2 separate regions of the Homo sapiens genome follow, and region 1 is linked to region 2. Evidence: chromatin contacts called from ENCODE Hi-C or POLR2A ChIA-PET data. All regions are on one chromosome and are shown on one strand. The core of a region is the stretch at or near the end of the contact, and the rest is flanking DNA. Distances in the headings are between cores, read along the strand shown. Region 1 overlaps SREBF2 (sterol regulatory element binding transcription factor 2). Region 2 overlaps MEI1 (meiotic double-stranded break formation protein 1).

Region 1 (6,897 bases), core at 3,939-6,438, 100 kb before region 2:
GCCCAGAGAGGTTGAGGCTAGAGTGTGCCGTGATTGCACCACTGCACTCCAGCCTGGGCAACAGAGCAAGACACTGTTTCAAAAAACGAAAACCAGAACCGTTAGGTATTTCTTTTGGCTAAGGGATGCCATGAAAAATTTACTGAGACATAGTGAGTAGAGAATGTTTGGGAATCTTGAGTCATGAGTTGAGCAAGTTTGGGAACCTCTAGTCTAAACCATTTTCACAGAGGCCAGCCCTCCACTTGCCCCCAACAACTGGCTCATTTGTAGCTAAATATATCTCACCAAATTCAAAGCTTCTTCCTTTATAAGAAAGTACTGTCTGAGTCTCTTTATCCTCTCTCAAGAGAAGTAAACAGAGAAGAGCAGTTACTTTAAAGATGACAGTTCTCCTTTTTCCATCTTACTGAATATGCAAATTTGGTAATACTATTAAGTTTCAAATATTTATATCCTTTGACACAGCATCACCATCTCTACAGATTTGGTCTGAGGAAACTCTTATGGAGGTGCATGAAGACAATGGACAAAAATGTTCCCTAAAGCACTGTTTATAACGGCAAATACTGGAAACAACCCAAATGTCCATCAGCAGCATCAAGTACCTCTGTAGAATGAAGAGGCTACAAAGAAACACCCAAGATTCATCGTTAGTCACTAAATCTGGAAGACCAACACTTCCAGACATCAAGACGTAAGAGAAAACTCAGCCGTTAGGGTTGGGTGGTGATGGTGCAGTGGAACAGACTAGATCTGGAGGCAGACCCACGGTACACGGATCCTTGATTTATGAAAAAAAGGTGCCACTTGGTGCAGCAGGGGAAGGATAGTTTTTAAAATAACAGGTTCTGCGTCAGGTAGATATCCTTATGGAGAAAAACAGATCTTGCACTCCTACCTCCAACTCTTATAAAAATTAATTCCAGGTGGATTAGGTACATATGTGTAAAGAGTAAAAAATAAAGCGTCTAGCAGACAACATAGGAGAATATCTTCATGACTTTGAGGTAGGACAAAGATTTATTGAACAGGACTTAAAATGTCTAACTGTAAAGGAAAAGACTAATAATCTGGATTTCACTGAAATTAAGAGCTTGTGCTCTCACTAGACACCATTAAGACAGAACAGGCAAGCCCCAGAGTGGGAGAAGGTATCTGAAAAGCATATATCCAATAAAGGGGTAATCTCCAGAATAAAGAATTCCTCTAATCAATGAGACGACAGATAGTCCAAATGAAAAAGAGGTAAGACTTGAATTGAATGTAACGAAACAGACTATCCAAATTGCCAATAAATGTAAGAAGAGGTGCTCAATCTCATTAATCACCTGGGAAGTACAAATGAAAACTACAATGAGATACACTAGAAGGGCTTAAAAAAATTGACATTATATGTGTTCGGTAAGGATGTAGAACTAGAAGTCTTGTTCACTGCTGATGGAGTGGAGAATGGCCAACAATTTGGAAATACGCACAACCTCTGACCCAGCGATGCCATTCCTAAAAATGCAGTCACGTTTCCTGAAAGATGTGTGTACAAGGAGGTTCACAGCAGCACCCTTCATAATAACCAAAGCCAGAAAACAACTAAAAAGTTCATCTGCAATAATCTAGTCATACAATGGAACACTATAAATATGAGAACGAACAATCTATAATTCTACATAACAACATAATGATTCTTACACATGATATTGAGCAAAATAAGTCAGACACAAAACAGTGTATACTGCAAGACTCTCCTTATATTAATATAGTTTAAACAGAGGCAAAGCATCTGAGGTGACTAGGATGGTGGTTACCCTTGGAAGGCTGGAAGGCTTGGGGGAAGGGGCAGGTTAGTGATTGCAAAGGGCCCAAGAGAAGTTTCTGGGGTCTTGGTTCTGTACTTTGATCTGTCTGCTGGCTATAAGGGTGTGTTTACTCTGTGGAGTCACTGAACTGTGTATTTATGATTTGTATACTTTTTGACATGCATATTGTAATCTTTTTTTTTTTTCTTGAGACGGAGTCTCACTCACTCTGTCACCCAGGCTGGAGTGCAGTGGTGCAATCTTGGCTCATTACAACCTCCACTTCCCAGGTTCAGGCGATTCTCCTGCCTCAGCCTCCCAAGTAGCTGGGATTACAGGTGTGCACCACCACATCCAGCTAATTTTTGTTTGTATGTACGTATGTATTTATTTTGAGATGGAGTCTTGCTCTGTTGCCCAGGCTGGAGTGCAATGGCGTGATCTCCGCTCAATGCACCCTCCACCTCCTGGGTTCAAGTGATTCTCCTGTCTCAGCCTCCCAAGTAGCTGAGATTATAGGCACATGCCACCACGCCTGGCTAATTTTTGTATTTTTAGTAGAGACAGGGTTTCATCATATTGGTCAGGCTGGTCTTGAACTCCTGACCTCAGGTGATCTGCTCGCCTTGGCCTCCCAAAGTGCCGGGATTACAGGGGTAAGCCACCGTGCCCGGCCCTCCCAGCCAGACTTCTAAGCATGTACTTTGATAAGTTTACTGAAATGATGAACAATAGACAGATTAAACTCCAGTGACAGAATTCAGAAGAGTGGTTACCTTGGTTGGGGCAGGAAGAGCAGGGAGGGCCTCAAGAAGGCTTCTGGGGGTGCTGGGAATGTTCTACTTCTTGATGTGGGTGGGTGTTGCATGGGTAACTTCACTTCAAGCCGTAAGTTAAAATGTGGGCATTTTTCTGCATGTATGTTGTATTTTGATAAAATGAATGTCTTCAAAACATTTTTGGGGGGCATGGAAGTTACAAATGTAATGACATCAGCCCAGAGCACTTCAATAAACTGAAAAGGAGAGAGATCTCATCAATGCCTCCTGCTGTCAGCCTAGATTCACCTTCCCCAGAAAGCCCACCCTGACTTCCCCCAAGACCAGCTCAGGAGCTCACCCTAGCTCACACTGTCCTGAAGACCTGGTCCCAGGAAGATCTGTCGAGGGAAGGTTGAAATGAATAGGAAGAATGATGTGTCTTCAGTGTCTGTGGACTCCCAGGTCGTCTAGCCCACAAGTGAGGATGGGGTTCTTTCCCCACCTGGAGCCCAGTCCTCCTCATGAGAAGATCAATGTCAAGCTCAAGAAGGGCTGCTGTCTAGATTCCTTGCCAACTATGCTCCCTGAGGACAAGGCAAATGTCCTGCTTAGAGACGGTGCTCAGTCATATTTGCTGAATGAGTGAATCAAGGGATGAGTCTCTTATCTGTAGTCACCAGAAACAGAGGTAAGACATAAAAAGTATCACTTCTCAGCCTTCTGGCTAAGATCAAGTGTAGACATAAAGAGTACACTGGGCTTCCCTGCGCCCTTTGTCCCCTAGACTATCGTGATGTACCTCAGGAAATATATCAATGTCACTACAGGGCACGTTCTGATTCATTCTCAGCTCATCTCTGCTGTTACTGAGATACGGAAACAAATAGAGATGTGGTAATGCTTGAACATACCTGATGTATTCAGCAGTCTATCCATAGTGGGACACAAAGTAAAACATACCTGTTTCTGCTAGAGTAAGAGAAAGCCTGAGGTCAGCATGTTGTGAGCTAGCTGATAACAAGGACCGGGAATTACCCATTTGAGAGTTCCCAAGCCTGGCTCCTAGCTAGGCATATGGGAGGTGCTTGATAGCCACAATCCCTGCCCTCGTCTGACCTGAGCTCCTTGTAGACAGGCACAGGTTTTCTTTTACTTTTATTCATTTCATTTTTCTTTTCTTTAACTCTGTAGCTTGGCAAAGGCACTGGCTTTTATTTCTGGATTCACAGTGCTGTGATCAATACAAGATGCCCAATAAATACCTTCTGAGTAAATGAAAGAACCATGAGACATAACCAGGGGATTCTAAGAATTTTTATGACCACTTGAAGAACAGAAAAGTTGCATATTAACCCCCAAGTACAGTAGCTCTGCTATTGCTGAACCAATCTTCATATTACCTCATATTACCTCAGGGGACCAAAATGTCCTGCCTACAAGGCTTATGGTATTAAGGCCACAAGGGGAGGAATTTTGGTCTGTTTTATCGGTTGCTGGGAGTCCTGGTGAAATGAGCGACTGAATGAATGCCTGCCTACCCCTCCAGGTGGGCAGCACCTGATGGGGAAGGGGGTTCATAACTGCTTCTGCATCTTAACTCCTGGCTAGGTAAGTGCTCAGGGGAGGTTTACAGAAGGGAACCGAAGGGTACTCACGGCCAGGAAGCCCAGCTTGCCTCCACACCGGGTCTTGAGCCCCATGGCAGCAGTCAGATGGATCTCAACCAGTGTGCTCGGTGGGATCTTCTCCTCTGCACATTCAGCCAGGTTCACGGCACACAACGCCATGTGTACATCGGAACAGGCGGATCCTGCAGGAAGCTTCCCTAGGGTGGGCAGAAACAGACACTATTGTTGATGGAGCCCCAAAACCAAACTTTTTCCTGCTCTCTCCAGCACGATCAAAGTAAGAGAGGAACCAGGGGAGAAGCGAGGTGAACTTTGTGATCAGACAGGCCTGATCACAGGATGGGATGCCAGGCTCTGTGATATACTGGCTGTGTGTTCCTGTCTACCTCACAGGGTAGCTGGGAACATGGCACCCATTTCTGTCACACCCAGAGCTGTCACAATTGCAGGTTGTTGTATAGGACTCAGAGGCGCACAGTGCAACATAACAATGTCAGCAGCACAGCCACACTGTGTGTTTCCAAACATTCAACAGAGGTAATGAAATTTTTTTTAGATGAACTGATTTGAATTTATTTTCATTAAAAAACCTTCACAATGTGGCTGGGTGCCAGTGGCTCACACCTGTAATCCCAGCACTTTGGGAGGCCAAGGCCGGCGGATCACTTAAGATCAGGAGTTCGAGACCAGCCTGGCAAACACAGTGAAACCCCATCTCTACTAAAAATAGAAAAAATTAGCTGGACGTGGTGGCACACGCCTGTAATTGCAGCTACTTGGAAGGCTGAGGCAGAAGAATTGCTTGAGCCTGCGATGCGGAGGTTGCAGTGAGCTGAGATCGCACCACTGCACTCCAGCCTGGGCAACAGAGCGAGACTCTGTCCCCCAAAAAAGCCAAAAAAAAACCCGCCTTCACAATACACAAACACATACCCGTTTGAGGGGGAAGTGACGTAAACTGAGCAAGGACAGCTGAACACATGTTGGGTTAGTGGGTGGGAGGCCAGGAAGGCTTACCACACCCTCCCCTATGAGAGGTGCACAGTGGCCCATCTGGGGCTGATCCCCTAATCAGGGAACAAAGTATCCTTGCACAGGCACAAGGGCCCATCACAGCTCTCGTGAGGCTTTCATACTGTTGCTGGCTTTGGTCCTCACTACAAGGGCAAGCAGTCTCCTTGCCTCAGGGGAGGAAGTGCCCATGTCAAGGTGCAGACAGTGGCAAAGCCAGGCTTCCCGTGCTCATCCAGCCCTGTGTTCCCCCTCCTGGGCTGCCTTGCCTCCCTGTCTTTTTATCAGCCTAGGGAGATCTCAGCCTCCACACTCCATTCTGTACTGGCCTCAGGTGTTCCTCCTGCAGGAGACACAGGAAGGGAGGTGAGAGGGCAGTGTGGCAACCATACTGTAGTTACCTCTGTCCCCTCAGTGCCTCACACAGGGAATGCCAGTGAGTATGGAAGGAATGAGTGACGTAAAGCTTCTCAGCTGGAATTCTCCAGAATTTGGCAGCAAGGAGGACACAGCCTGATCAGAGACCTGAGTATGGGCTTATTCTGTCCCAAGGGCACACTGAGGAACAGACAAGATAACAGCGGGGCAAATTTGCAGATAGGGACCTTCTGCTAAAATTCTACCATGAGCCCACATATTAAAGCTGCACAATGGCCCCACTGTCTCATCTCCTGGTCACTCCTACATCACTTGCCTGGCTCTGTTCCACTTTTGGCTGAAGCTCCTTACTGCCATCAAGGTATCTAACACCTTCCAGTTACCACATCCTACTGTTATTCCTGGCCCTCATCTTACTGGGTGTCCCAGCAACAATCTCCCCTCCTCAACTCTCTGACCTTGCTCCTCCAACACTTAGCATCTCAGTGTCTCCTCAGACCTCTCCAACTGCTCCTCTCAGGCAGCCTCTGCCCCTGACTCCCCATCCTCTATCTGTTCATCTCTGCATGCATGTGCAGTGGCACAATCACAGCTCGCTGCAGCCTCGATCTACCTCCCAGGCTCAAGTGATCCTCCCACCTTGGCCTCTCAAGTAGCTGGAACCACAGACACACACCACAAAAACCAGCTAATTTTTTGAATTTTTTTTGGAGAGATGGAGTCTCCCCGTGTTTCCCAGGCTGATGGGAAACTCCTGGGCTCAAGCGACCTTCCTTCCTTGACCTCCCAAAGTTCTGAGATTACAGATGTGAACTGCTGTGCCAGCCTTTATCCTTTCTTTTTGAGATGGAGTTTTGCTCTTGTTGCCCAGGCTGGAATGCAGTGGTGCCATCTTGGCTCACTGCAACCTCCACCTCCTGGGTTCAAGTGATTCTCCTGCCTTAGCCTCTCGAGTAACTGGGATTATAGGCACGTGCCACCACACCCGGCTAATTTTTGTATTTTTAGTAGAGACAGGGTTTTGCCATGTTGGCCAGGCAGGTCTCGAACTCCTGACCTCAGGTGATCCACCTGCCTTGGCCTCCCAAAGTGCTGGGATTACAGGTGTGAGCCACCGCGATGGCCTATCTGTTCTTTAGATGAGGGTGTTCTTCTGAATGGCCCTGAGGGTCTCCTTTTCACCTATCCACTCTCATAGGCTCCCTTGCTTTTCACTCTCACCTGTAGTCTTCTTTGGGCTGTAGATCCTGCATGTCCAGCTCACCTCCACATCTCACAGGCAAGTGTCCAAAAGGGAACTCACCACCCTTTTCCTGGAAAGTT
Region 2 (6,497 bases), core at 856-3,355:
AGATCACACCATTGCACTCCAGCCTGGGCAACTAGAGCAAAACTTTGTCTGAAAAAATAAAATAACAGGGAACTCTGTGTATGTGTGTCGGGGGTGAGGGGGGGTGTTATATGGGAACTCTCTGTACTACCTGCACCATTTTTCTATAAATCTAAAACTGTCCTAAAAATGAAGTCTATTAATAATAAACAAAACAGACAAAAAAAAGGTATGGCAATGTGAAGGAGCATAGCTGACTGGGAGAAGCACAAATGCCTGGCCAGAGGACAGGGAAGGTGGGTGGGAATGGCAGAAAGTAAGGCTGCAGAGGGCCAGGCCTAGAGGAGGACAAAAAGGCTGCTGAAGGAGCTTGGGCAGAAGGGGTGTGAGGACAGACTGTGGCTGCAATGATAGGACATGCAGAGGAGGGAAGAGGCGGGTGGCCAGGAGACTGTAACTAGGTCACATTAGTGGGGAGGACGAATGATCAGGCCTGAGTTAGGGCACTGGAGGTAGCTAGGAGCAGGTAATTGCCTAGGTGTGAGCTGAGGGCCAGGGCAGAGCCAAGGACAAAATGCAAGTTTTCTCCTAGGCAGGTGACTGCAGACAGCTGGATGAGCCCAGCAGCCTCACACGGAAAATTAGGAAAGGTTTCTGTCCTAAACCAACCACAGGCAACAACCTGCAGGATTTGCCAGAGCATAGATTTGCCACAGCTTGTTGCCCCTCTAGAGGCCAAAGTTTAAAACTCATGTCACTTCTGTGTGCCCATCACTAGATTGGCACAGTATTGGGCGCAGTGTGAGGATACCACAGAGGCTAGCAGATGGTTTCCATGAGAAGTAGCCCACAGAGGAGCTCACGCAGGGCACTGTGATGACAAGGCCCTACAAGAGGGAGGGGCTGAGGGGAAGGAGGTGCTCTGTGGATAAGTCCACTGCTCTCCTCTTCCCTGCATCACCTTCTCGAACAGTAATAATGACAGTTAACCATGTGTGGCATTCCACGGCTTGCCATGCTGCACTTTAAGGTCGCAGGCTGGCTTCTGCCTCCCCGTCTGGTCTTTTCTGCTCCATTCATTCCCCACCTTCTCATCACACAGAGCACCTCACCACTCCCCAAATATACAGAGCATGTCCTGAATTTGTGCAGCTTCATGCCTTTGCTCATATTGTTCTCTCTACTTGGAATGCCTTCTCCCACTATCTTTGCTGAGTACAATCTTATCCTTAAAGACTACAAGTTCCCTAAGGGTAGGACACATGCTATATTCATTTTTTATTCCTCTGTGCCAAGAATAGAGCCTGGAGTGTAGGTAAACCTTATGTGTTAAGTGGATTAATATGAAACAACCTCACAACAATCCTGAGATGTTTTCCCCATTTTGTAGGAAAGGAAACTGAGCTCAGAAAGGGTAAATACCTTGCCAAGGTCACACAGCTAATAAGCCCCCAGAGCTGGGACCAGAACTCAGGATCTTCAACACTCCTTTGAGTGCCACCCCATGCCTCAAAGCCACAGGAGTTAAAGACTAACCTGCAAACTGCCCTTGTGCTGCTGGGCAGAGAAGGAGGCAGTGAGCAGCCAGGCAGAGCAGAGGAGTGCAGTCCTGGGAGAATCTGCCTTTGCCAAGGTGAGGGCCAGCATCTTCTCCAGAAGCTCCATCAGGCCTGTGCTGCTCAGGAGCACTGCAGCAGCTGTCGGGGGTGGGCAAGGCAGGGCCCACAGGAGTTACAGAGGAGCTTCAGCTAAGTGCCACTATGGTGCTTAGCACCTGATTGGGGCTTCACAAACAAACAGAGGATCATCCTGAGGCTCTAAGGGTCCCAGCTTCATAACAGAAGCTCAGGTTATTAGAGCCAGAAAGGACCTTATGACCACCAGCCACACACACAACCCTATTTGTTTTTTTAAGATGAAAAAGTTGAGATACAGAGGACCACAGACTGCCCAGCACTCTTCACTGTCCCAGCCCGGGCCCCTGCACCTCTTTTCTGACTGCTGGGTGTGGTCTGATGAAGGCTCCAATACAGGAAGTTGAAGGAGGGCTGCAGGATGTCCACGTCAGTGGGGCTGCACTTCCCACACAGCTTGCTTACTGCAAGAGATGAAAGTCCCCAGTCGGCCTGTCGCAAAACACTCACACTTGTCATAGGTGGTAGCCTGCGACTGGCTATTTCAGATGTCAGTCTTGGGGAGCAAGCACAAACTAAGTATCCCTGATATTACAACCAATGGAAAGAAACACAGTGACAAACCTTAAGGCACATTCACACCCTCCATCTAGACAAACATCAGGCAAGCAGCCTACAGCTGCACATCACAGAAAGACTTTAGGATTTCAAAGGGATCCATCCTGTGAACATCGTCACCACCTTCCCAAGGGAACTTTAACAGTCGAATGAAGTGCAGTTCCCTGCACTTGCCACATCCCCTCTCTCACATCACTTCATTTAGCTAACTCCTCTTGTCCCCGTCAGCAATCAAGATTCAGCTCAGGCCTCCGCAGTGGCTTACGCCTGTAATCCCAACACTTTGGGAGGCAGAGGCAGGCAGATTGCTTGAGCCCAGGAGTTCAAGACCAACCTGGGCAATGTGGTGAGACCCCGTCTCTCCACAAAAAAATACAAAAAATTAGCTGGGCATGGTGGCACACACTGGTAGTCCCAGCTACTCGAGAGGCTGAGGTGGAAGGATCGCCTGAGCCCGAGAGGTAGAGGCTGCAGTGAGCAGTTATCATGCTATTATACTTCAACCTGGGTGACAGAGTGAGACCCTGTCTCAAAAAAAAAAAAAAAAAGAAAAGAAAAAAATTCAGCTCAAAGTTCATCTCCCCCTTGAAGCCTTCCTTAACCTCTCAAGGCAAGATTAGATGTGCTTCTGCATTCTCCCAGGCCTCATCAGTGCAACATTACACTGTAGATATCTATAGAACATATCCCTTTACTCTTGGGAACTCCCACTTCCCATCTCCCTATCCCCATCCTAATATGAAACCTACCTACAGCTCCATTCACTTTTTGGCAGCCACATCACACCCTGACTTCGGTGCTCACCCAGACAAGCAGGTCTCAGCTCCCTCCCACACCAGTACCTCCACCCCGAACCACAGTCCTCTACTCTCTGCTGTCATATAGAAGTGCTCAAGGATTATATGTAAATGTCCTATTACATTTCATGTGTGGGTTTCAGCCTGTTACTCCCTGTCAGAGGCTCTTCTGAAGGCTGAGTTTGTCACACACAGATCCCCCTCCTAGCTTAGTGTCAGCCTTGATCTCACAGACAGGCTGGTGATGACTGGCACCAGGCTGAGGCCATCTGCAATGCGTCCCCAGTGGCCTTTTTTTGAATCTGACACTGATGTTCTCATGAGGTGGACTGGGCTCCAGGCAGGGAAGATGCCCCATCTTCACCTGTGGCTACAGGAGCTGGGGGGTCCACAAACACTGAAGACATGTCATTTTTCCTATTCATTTCAACCTTCCCTCAGCAAATCTTCCTGCAGGTGCTGCCTGTGAAGTGATGGCAGCATCATGAGTTGAGAAACCGAGGAGGTTTGGGGTGTGGGTAAGAAAAAAGCCTGGAGAACTGTGAACTGGATCATCAGATCTGAGTCAATTGTAGGATGAGCTGGAGAGCTGACCTTGTGCCAGGAAAAAAGGAATCTGCATGAATAGGATCTGTTGAAGGTCTACTGTGTGTCAAGCACTGTGTGACATTCTCTATCTAACTAGATAAGTATTCCTTATCTTAACAACTAGATAAGTATTCCGTATCTTAACCCTAGTTTAGGAAAGTACTACTACTTTACCTATGAGGAACCTAAGACTCACAGAGACTAGATGATTGCTAGTGACTAAGCTGAGATTCAAACCCAGGCCTTCCTGACTCTAGAGCTTGTGCCTGTCATACAGATTTGTTTGTTTTAGGGACGAGGTCTCACTCCATTGCCCAGGCTGGGTGCAGTGGTGAGATCATAGCTCACTGCAGCCTTGACGTCCTGGGCTCAAGCAATCCTCCCGCCTCGGCCTTCCCAAGTTGCTGGGACTATATATAGGTCTGCATCACGACACACAGCTAATTATTTGTATTTTTTTTGTAGAGACAGGGTTTCACCATGTTGCCAAGGCTGGTCTTGAACTCCTGAGCTCAAACGACATGCTGCCTCAGCCTCCCAAAGTGCTAGGATTATAGGCGTGAGCCACTAGGCCTGGCAGTTTGTAGAGGCAGGATCTTGCTATGTTGCCCAGGCTGGTCTTGAACTCCTGGCTTCAAACAATCCTCCGGCCTCAAACACCCAAAGTGCTGGGATTACAGGCATGAGCACCCCCCTGGCCTCATAATGCTGATTTTTTGCAGAGGTAGGGTGTCTCCCAAACATTCCCAGAGAACAAGCAGAGAAAGCCCTGAGAGGTCCTTTAGCAAGAAAACCCTAGGGACAGACTGACCTACTAGCTTCTTCCAAAGGGATGAAAGAGTAGAAGAAAGAAGAACACCAGCCTACTTAGTGAGCACCCACTGCACGTCCAGCCCTGGGCCCTTGGGCGCTATCCCAAGCAGCCAGGGCACCTTGGTGAAGGAGCTTCATGGCCACGCTGTCCAGTTCTTGCTCTGACACATTCCTGAGCTGCATCAGGGAGAGGAGGCTCAGCAGCAATGGTAGGTTCCCCGAGGCTGTGAAGAACAAGGAGGACTGGGCAAGAAGCCTGATGCTCAGATCACCTGAAGGTCAGACACCCTGCCCTGCTTCAATGGCCCTTAATAACAGGTTCAAAGTTTTTTGTTTCCTAAGGGGTGAGGTGTTTTGTTGGGATTTACTCCTATTTCTTTCTTCATTTAGAACAGGCGTAACTGATATACTAAGTGCCAGACATAGGTTGGTACCAGGAATTCATTATTTCATTTAATCCCACTAAACAAAATGTGAAGCATGGATTGTTATTCCTATTTTGCACTTACAAAATTGAGGCTCAGAGAGGCTGAGTGACTTCTCCAAGGTCCCACAGCCAGAAAGTGGCAGGATGCTGTGGTCTGAATGTTTGTGTTCCTCCAAAATTCATGTTGAAATCTTAACCCCCAATGTAATAGTATTAGGAAGTGAGGCCTTTGGTAGATGACTGAATCATGAGGGTAGAATCTTCATGAATGGGATGAGTGGCCTTTTGAAAGAAACTGCGAGGAGCTCCCTCCCTCACCCCTTCTGTCATGTGAGGACACAGTAAGAAGACAAGTCATCATGCTGGCACATGCCTATAACCCCAGCTACTCAGGAGTCTGAGGTTGGGGGATTGCTTGAGCCTAGGAGGTCAAGGCTGTGGGGGGCAGGGGAGAAGGAGGAGGAAGAAAGGAGGAGAAGGAAGAAAGGAGGAGAAGGAAGGAAGGAGGAGGAGGGAGGGGAGAAGGAGGGGAAAGAGGAGGAAAAGAGGAAGAAGAACAAGAGGAGAAGAAGAAAAGAAGAAGAAGAAAGAAGAAGATGAAGGAGAAAGAAGGATGGATGGAAGGAAGGAACGAAGGAAGGAAGGAAGGAAGCAGGGAAGGAATGAAGGAAGGAAGGAGGGAAGGAAGGAAAGAAGACAGCCATTTATGAACCAGGAAGTAGGCCTTCACCAGACACTGAATCTTTCAGTACCTTGATTTTGGATTTCCCAGCCCCCAAAACTGGGAGAAATAAATTCCTGTTGTTTATAAGTCACCCAGTCTATGGCCCAAATAGACCCAAATCTGAATCCAATGCCCATGGCCTTCCCACTATGTTTCCACTACATCTTAAGGTTCTTAACCAGTATTATCAGCTAAACATGGCTTGTCCTTCCCTGAAAAGAAATAACTCATCTCCTCTTGACACCTTTAAATCTACTTCCAAACCCTCAGTCCTCTGTCAGGTAGCCACAGATTGCCTTTCGCTTTGCTTAGAAATATAATTTTAGGCCGAGTGTGGTAGCTCACACCTGTAATCCAAGCACTTTGGGAGGCTGAGGCGGGCGGATCACTTGAGGTCAGGAGTTCGAGACCAGCCTGGCCAATATAGTGAAACCCACCTCTAATAAAAATACAAAAAATTAGCCAGGTGCAGTGGCGCATGCCTGTAATTCCAGCTACTATGGAGGCTGAGGCAGAAGAATCACTTGAACCCAGGACGTGAAGGTTGCAGTGAGCCGAGATCACGCCACTGCACACCAGCCTGAACGACAGAGTGAGACCCTCTCTCAAAAAAAAAAAAAAATTATTTTTAAAATTCAGCTTCTCTAAAAATAGAAAAAAACTAAGCTGGGCGCAGTGGCTCACCCCTGTAATCCAACCACTTTGGGAGGCTGAGGTGGGCGGATCACTTGAGCTCAGGGGTTTGAGACCACCCTGGGCAACATGGTGAAACCCCGTCTCTCCTGAAAATACAAAAAAATTAGCTGGGTGTCGTGGCACACACCTGTAAGTCCCAGCTACTTGGGAGGCTGAGGCACAAGAATTGCTTGAACCTGGAAAGTAGAGGTTGCAGTGAGCAGAGATCTTGCCACTGCACT

Evidence for each region. Hi-C counts contacts between places; a loop is a spot of excess contacts on that map. ChIA-PET counts read pairs that join two places held with the same protein, here RNA polymerase II (POLR2A). Pooled maps may share reads with other maps.
Region 1: a loop to region 2 is called in a map of endothelial cell of hepatic sinusoid, with 6 times the contacts of the local background. The contact joins two enhancer-like sites. A Hi-C loop is called at or near these places in 1 of 168 maps with a recorded cell type or tissue (endothelial cell of hepatic sinusoid) and 4 of 50 pooled maps. POLR2A ChIA-PET finds 5 or more read pairs at or near these places in 7 of 52 experiments (A673, HEK293, Panc1 and 4 more).

What each region holds. Positions count from the first base shown.
Region 1 is chr22:41,882,327-41,889,223 of GRCh38, reverse strand. It overlaps SREBF2 (sterol regulatory element binding transcription factor 2), which reads right to left. Exons shown (of 19, transcript NM_004599.4): 11 at 4,213-4,382. Among named protein-coding and RNA genes, the nearest start is that of MIR33A, 15 kb to the left of the region's middle. Within about 2 kb of position 5,188, at least 4 of the 41 ENCODE cell types and tissues checked have a DNase peak (open chromatin) inside an H3K27ac peak, as active enhancers do.
Region 2 is chr22:41,776,864-41,783,360 of GRCh38, reverse strand. It overlaps MEI1 (meiotic double-stranded break formation protein 1), which reads right to left. Exons shown (of 31, transcript NM_152513.4): 22 at 4,549-4,653; 23 at 1,967-2,077; 24 at 1,516-1,676. Among named protein-coding and RNA genes, the nearest start is that of CCDC134, 21 kb to the left of the region's middle. RefSeq lists enhancers at 1,686-1,735, 1,886-1,985, 1,996-2,045. Within about 2 kb of position 2,105, at least 12 of the 41 ENCODE cell types and tissues checked have a DNase peak (open chromatin) inside an H3K27ac peak, as active enhancers do.